2 separate regions of the Homo sapiens genome follow, and region 1 is linked to region 2. The links are chromatin contacts, found by Hi-C or POLR2A ChIA-PET in ENCODE. All regions are on one chromosome and are shown on one strand. Each heading gives the region's core, a stretch centred on a gene start or an enhancer-like site at or near the end of the contact. The rest is flanking DNA. Distances are from core to core; before and after follow the strand shown. Region 1 overlaps MLLT10 (MLLT10 histone lysine methyltransferase DOT1L cofactor). Region 2 overlaps MLLT10 (MLLT10 histone lysine methyltransferase DOT1L cofactor).

What was found. Hi-C counts contacts between places; a loop is a spot of excess contacts on that map. ChIA-PET counts read pairs that join two places held with the same protein, here RNA polymerase II (POLR2A).
Region 1: a loop to region 2 is called in a map of ovary, with 2.2 times the contacts of the local background. The contact joins two enhancer-like sites. A Hi-C loop is called at or near these places in 3 of 168 maps with a recorded cell type or tissue (adrenal gland, aorta and ovary). POLR2A ChIA-PET finds 5 or more read pairs at or near these places in 8 of 52 experiments (BJ, CD8-positive, alpha-beta memory T cell, GM10248 and 5 more).

Annotation. Positions count from the first base shown.
Region 1 is chr10:21,709,046-21,712,177 of GRCh38, reverse strand. All of the region lies in intron 13 of MLLT10 (MLLT10 histone lysine methyltransferase DOT1L cofactor), which reads right to left. Among named protein-coding and RNA genes, the nearest start is that of MLLT10, 180 kb to the right of the region's middle. RefSeq lists enhancers at 633-1,133, 1,103-1,202. Within about 2 kb of position 1,282, at least 2 of the 41 ENCODE cell types and tissues checked have a DNase peak (open chromatin) inside an H3K27ac peak, as active enhancers do.
Region 2 is chr10:21,553,962-21,556,921 of GRCh38, reverse strand. The region is part of intron 3 of MLLT10 (MLLT10 histone lysine methyltransferase DOT1L cofactor); the gene reads right to left. Among named protein-coding and RNA genes, the nearest start is that of MLLT10, 21 kb to the right of the region's middle. RefSeq lists an enhancer at 851-1,433. Within about 2 kb of position 1,386, at least 3 of the 41 ENCODE cell types and tissues checked have a DNase peak (open chromatin) inside an H3K27ac peak, as active enhancers do.

The DNA.
Region 1 (3,132 bases), core at 33-2,532, 160 kb before region 2:
AAAGCACCTAGAATCTTATTCAAACAGGGAAAACAAAACAACTGGGACATTTTAAAAAGCCTTACAGCTATAATTAAGGCGTCGGGATCTTTTTTATATCTACAATTTCTCCAGAAAAATGATATATTTAGCCAATGCATTCATTCTGCAAACATCACTGAACTCATTATTTGCCAGGCATTATTCTAAGCCCTGGAGATAAAAAGCCATTCAAGATAGGTAGTCTTTGCCTTCAAGAAGTTGCGTAGAAAAAAGGCATTACAAACAGTTGTGGAGAGCACTATGACAGAGACATCCTCAGGAGGCTAGGAGCACAGAAAAAGAGGTATCTAATTCAGACCTGGAGTGAGAAAAGTGGTGAGCCAAAAAACTTACTGGAAGAGATGTTGTTGCTTTTCAAGCTAATTTCTTTTCTATCTTTTGTTTGTTTGTTTTCTGAGACAGAGTCTCTCTCACCTATGCTGGAGTGCCGTGGTGCAATCATAGCTCACTGCAGCCTTGACCTCCTGGGCCAAGCGACCCTCCTGCCTCAGCCTCCCAAGTAGCTGGGACCACAGGCGAATGCCACCACACCTGGCTTTTTTTTTTTTTTTTTGCGTTGGTTGTGGGGTCGGTGGGTTAAGAGATGGGGTCTCACTATGCTGACAGGCTGATTTCAAACTCCTGAGCTCAAGTGGTCCTCCCACCTCAACCTCCCAAAGTGCTGGCATCACACGCATGAGCCACCATGCCCAGCCTCAAGCTAGTTTCTTTTTTGAGGTGAAGTCTTGCTCTGTTGCCCAGGCTGGAGTGCAGTGGTGCAATCTCGGCTCGCTGTAACCTCTACCCGCGGGTTCAAGTGATTCTCCTGCCTCAGCCTCCCTAGTAGCTGGGATTACAGGCACGTGCCATCACACTCAGCTAATTTTTGTATTTTTACTAGAGATGGGGTTTCACCATGTCGGCCAGGCTGGTCTCAAACTCCTGACCTCAGGTGATCTGCCCGTCTCGGCCTCCCAAAGTGCTGGGATTACAGGTTTGAGCCACCACATCTGGCCTCTCAAGCTAATTTCTAAAGGGGCTGCAGTACAGAGGTGAAGGACGGTTTGAGGAAGAAACATGCAGTAGAGCAGGATAAATTCTAAGGACTTGGTGACTAATTAGACCTGAAAATTCTATTAGACCAATAGAACCTGGTGACTAATTAGACCTGAAAAATAAAAACAAGGGTAGAGTCACCAATGACTCTTAAGCATAAGTAAGTACATGTAGTGATACCATTCACTGAAACAGGAACAGCAACTGAAAGCAGTGTTTGGTTACTGTACGGAAGTAACTGTGCTAGTATAAGAACTCAATGAGGTAAATATTACTCCCATTTCACATATGAGCAAACAGAACTTTAAAGAAATAAAGTAACTTTTTTGGTGAGCTAGTAGGTGGTGAAATAATGATTCAAACTCACAGGTATCCTATAAATGAAATCACTTCCTAATACAAATTAAGAGGTTCAGGGTCATGGTCTTTGAGATGCCTGTGGGACACAGAACTCCTACATATAGAACACAATGGGATAAGCCTAAAACCCAGCAGGAAATTCAGATCTGAAGACATAAATCTAGGAGTGAGAAGCATGGTAAGTTACAGTAAGTAAACCTGCAAACTAAAAATACTTACTATTGGTCTGCACTATGGTTGAAATTTTAACCAGTTGCTCATAATTATTATAGAAATAAGAAATTTCCCATTAAGAACTCTAGATGCCTAATATCTCTTGAAAAACTGAAGATTTGCCAACACTGGATACTATATTATAAAAGAGCAACAATCTGACCAGAGCTCTGAACAGGGCATAGAGACTTTAATCCATCAGCATCTCCATCATCCCTTACCATGTCACTCATTTATGTTACCTATGTGGCCCCATAAGTATTTTACTTACAACTCTTGATATGAACACAATGGTCAAGGCCAAGGAACAAAAATGGAATCACCCAGGGAAAGTTCTCAGCATGATCAAGAGAAGAGAACCAAAGACAGAACCCTAAATAACATTACCATTTAAAGGGTAAACAAACAAAAATAGATCACAAAGGGCAAACTTAGAAAACTAAGATAGAGAATCTTATAAACTGCTCTAAGAATTTCAAAGGAATGGCCTGGTGCAAGTGGCTCATGCTTGTAATCCCAGCACTTTGGGAGGCCAAGGTGGGCAGATCTCTTTGAGCCCAGGACCAGCCTGGGCAACATGGTGAAATCCTATCTCTACCAAAAATGCAAAATTAGCTGGGTGTGGTGTCAAGCATGGTGGTGTGTGCCTGTAGTCCCAGCTACTTGGGAGGCTGAGGTGGGAGAACTGCTTGAGCCTGGGAGGTTGAGATTGAGCCGAGATTGTGCCACTGCACTCCAGCCTCAGTGACAGAACAAGACCGTCTCCAAAAAAGAAAAAGAAAGGAAAGGAAGAAAAAGAAACAAGTTTGGCTAAGAGGGCCAGAAAAGAGACAGCATGTTAATGCAGTGATTATTTATAAACTTTATATTCCAAATAATACATAGCAGAGAAAAAGATATGCATTTTTAAAGGTTGCTACTCCATAGATAATTCAACAAATATTGAGTTTCTACTGAATTCAGTGTTTTCAGAGTATCTTAGAAAATAAAATACTGCAGCCAGATGCGGTGGCTCACATCTGTAATCCCAGCACTTCGGAAGGCCGAGGCAGGTGGATCACCTGAGGTCAGGAGTTTGAGACCAGCCTGGCCAACATGGCGAAACCCATCTCTACTAAAAATACAAAACTTAGCCAGGCATGGCGGCGCATGCCTGTAGTCCCAGTTACTCGAGAGGCTGAGGCAGGAGAATCACTTGAGAGGCGGAGGTTGCAATAAGCCAAGATCACACCACTGCACTCCAGCCTGGGCGACAGAGCAAGACTCCATCTCAAAAAAAGGAAAAAAAAAAAAAAAAGCAGATAAAATGCTGATTAGTTATTTTGGGGGTGAAAAGTGTACTACACAGGGAGTCTCCAATTTCTAAAATTAGAAAACAAAAGTTAGCTGGAGGCAGCATGCTGAAATTGAAACAGCAGAGGCTTTTGACTTAGACAAAACTGGGTTCAAATGCTGGATCTGTCACCTACATGACCCTTAATC
Region 2 (2,960 bases), core at 137-2,636:
ACGCCAAATGACAACTGAGATAAATGGCATAAAGCCATAAATATAAAAAAGAATATCCCTGGAAACTAGAAAGGACATATGACAAGTGGTAAATGACTGAGGACCGAAGAAAGCTGCTGTAGTAAGACAAGCCCAAAAGCAATGCATCAGAGCACCAGAAACTGGAGGAACGTTAGACACCAGGCATCGGGGGTGGGGAGATGCACATGCGCAGTGATGTTCTATGTATCCAGGAGTGACGTTTTCAGATGAGGCTAACCAACAGGAATTGCATACCATCTGAAAAGCAATCAAAACAATCCCTTATTCACTACATACTAACGCGTAACTGGCTCTCACCTGCCCTAGAAAACTGCAAAGCTTAATTTCCTAGAGAGGGTAAATGGAAGAAATCTACACTCAGAGACACCAGGAGCAGCTGAAGAAAAACAAGAATCATAAAAGTGTAATTCTAAATCCTCAAATTCCAACATCCATCTGGCTAAAGGAATATTGGTAACCAGGTTTGTCAACCCCAAACAGGTGATCATGATCAGATATATTTCTCTCTTACTAAGCTAAGAACCCCGCTAGATCACTTATGATGAAGTCTATCACTCAATAATGTCTGCTCACACAAAACTTCCAATCCACTCATTAAGAATTTGTCTTAAATTTGAGGCTGGGCACGGTGGCTCACACCTGTAATCCCAGCACTTTGGGAGGCCGAGGAGGGCGGACCACCCTGAGACCAGCCTGGCCAACATGGCGAAACCCCGTCTCTACTAAAAATACAAAAATTAGCCAGGTGTGGTGGCGCATGCCTGTAGTCCCAGCTACTCAGGAGGCGGAGGCAGGAGAATTGCCTGAACCCGGGAGGCGAAGGTTGCAGTGAGCCGAGATCGCACCATTGCACTCTGGCCTAGGCAACAGAGCGAGACTCCGTGTCCAAAAAAAAAAAGGGCCGTGCACAGTGGCTCACACCACTTGAAAAAGTGCTGTAATCCCAGCACTTTTGGAGACGGAGGCAGGTGGATCACCTGAGGTCGGGAGTTCGAGACCAGCCTGACCAACATGAAGAAACCCTGTTCCTACTAAAAATACAAAATTAGCTGGGCATCGTGGTGCATGCCTATAAACCCAGCTACTCAGGAGGCTGAGGCAGAAGAACCACTTGAACCCGGGAGGCAGAGGTTGTGGCGACCCAAGATCACACCAGCCTGGGCAACAAGAGTGAAACTCCCTCTCAAAAAAAAAAAAAAAAAAATTGTCTTACATTTGAATCAAGGCTGAGAATCACCAGATTTTTACATAAAGTCACTAACACGAAAGACAGGCCAAAACAGTACAAAAGAAGAGTTCAAGGAGCAGAAGAAAGTTTCGTAACTGAAACAAAACAAAAACCTCCAATTAAAGTATCAGCCAGGCATTGTGACTCACGCCTGTAATCCCAGCACTTTGGGAGGTGGAGGAGGGTGGATCACCTGAGGTCAGGAGTCTGAGACCAGCATGGCCAACATGGCAAAACCCAGTCTCTACTAAAAATACAAAAATTAGCCAGGCGTGGTGGCAGGCGCCTGTAATCCCAGCTACTGAGGAGGCTGAGAAGGGAGAATTGCTTGAATCCAGGAGGTGGGGACTGCAGTGAGCCAAGATCACACCACTGCACCGCAGCCTGGGTGACAGGCAAGACTCTGTCTCAAAAAAATAAAATTAAATTAAATTTAAATTAAAATAAATTGTATCCAAGAAACTTGAACAGAAGATTACAAAAATAAGGAGCAGCTGAGAGCATAAAGAGTCCTTAGAAATTAAAAAGTATGGCCGGGCACAGTGGCTCACGCCTGTAATCCCAGCACTTCGGGAGGCCAAGGCGGGTGGATCACCTGAGGTCAGGAGTTCGAGACCAGCCTGACCAACATGGTGAAACCCCGTCTCTACCTAAAATAGAAAATTAGCTGGGCATGGTGGCGTGCGCCTGTCATCCCAGGTACTCGGGAGGCTGAGGCCTGAGAATTGCTTGAACCCGGGTGGTAGGGGTTGCAGTGAGCCAAGATCGCACCAATGCACTCCAGCCTGGGAAACACGGCAAAACTCTGTCTAAAAAAAAAAAAGAAAGAAAGAAAGAAAAACAAACAAAGGAAGAAATTAGTATAACCATCTTGAAAAATTAAAGTGAAGGGGCCGGGCCCGGTGGCTCAGAGCCTGTAGTCCCAGCACTTTGGGAGGCCGAGGCGGGCAGATCACGAGGTCAGGAGATCGAGACCATCTTGGCCAACATGGTGAAACCTCATCTCTACCAAAATACAAAAAAAAAAAAAATTAGCCGGGCGTGGTGGTGCGTGTCTGTAATCCCAGCTACCTGGTAGGCTGAGGCAGGGGAATCACTTGAACCCGGAAGGCGGAGGTTGCAGTGAGCTGAGCTCACATCACTGCACTCTAGCCTGGGGTCAGAGCAAGACTCCATCTCAAAAAAAAAAAAAAAAATTTAAGTGAAGGAGGGCCAGGAGTAGTGGCACGCCCATAATCCCAACTCTATGGAAGGCTGAGAGAATCACTTTCAAGGTCAGCGTGGGCTACAATATCAAGATGCTGTCTCAAACAAACAAAAAAATTTTTAAGTGAAGAGTTGGAAGAGAAAGTGAGGAATCACCTCAGAAAATAGAGTAAAAAGAGTTAAAGAACTGAAACAGAAAATACAAAAATTATAGGATCAGATTAGAAAGTCTAACATCCAAAATTTTTTTTAAATACAGAAAAGGCAAACAAAGCAGAACTGAGGAAATTATCAAAGAAATAATTCAAAAACTTTCTCCCTGACCTAAACTCACATTCCAAAACAGGAGCTAACAAATCAAAAGGACCACTGTGTACCTAGTACAATGAGTATAAGCAAGCACACCATCGTGAGTATCAGAATAACCAGGTTAAAGAGAAAATACTAAATCCAGAAAGAACTACCACATACAAACGATTAAAAA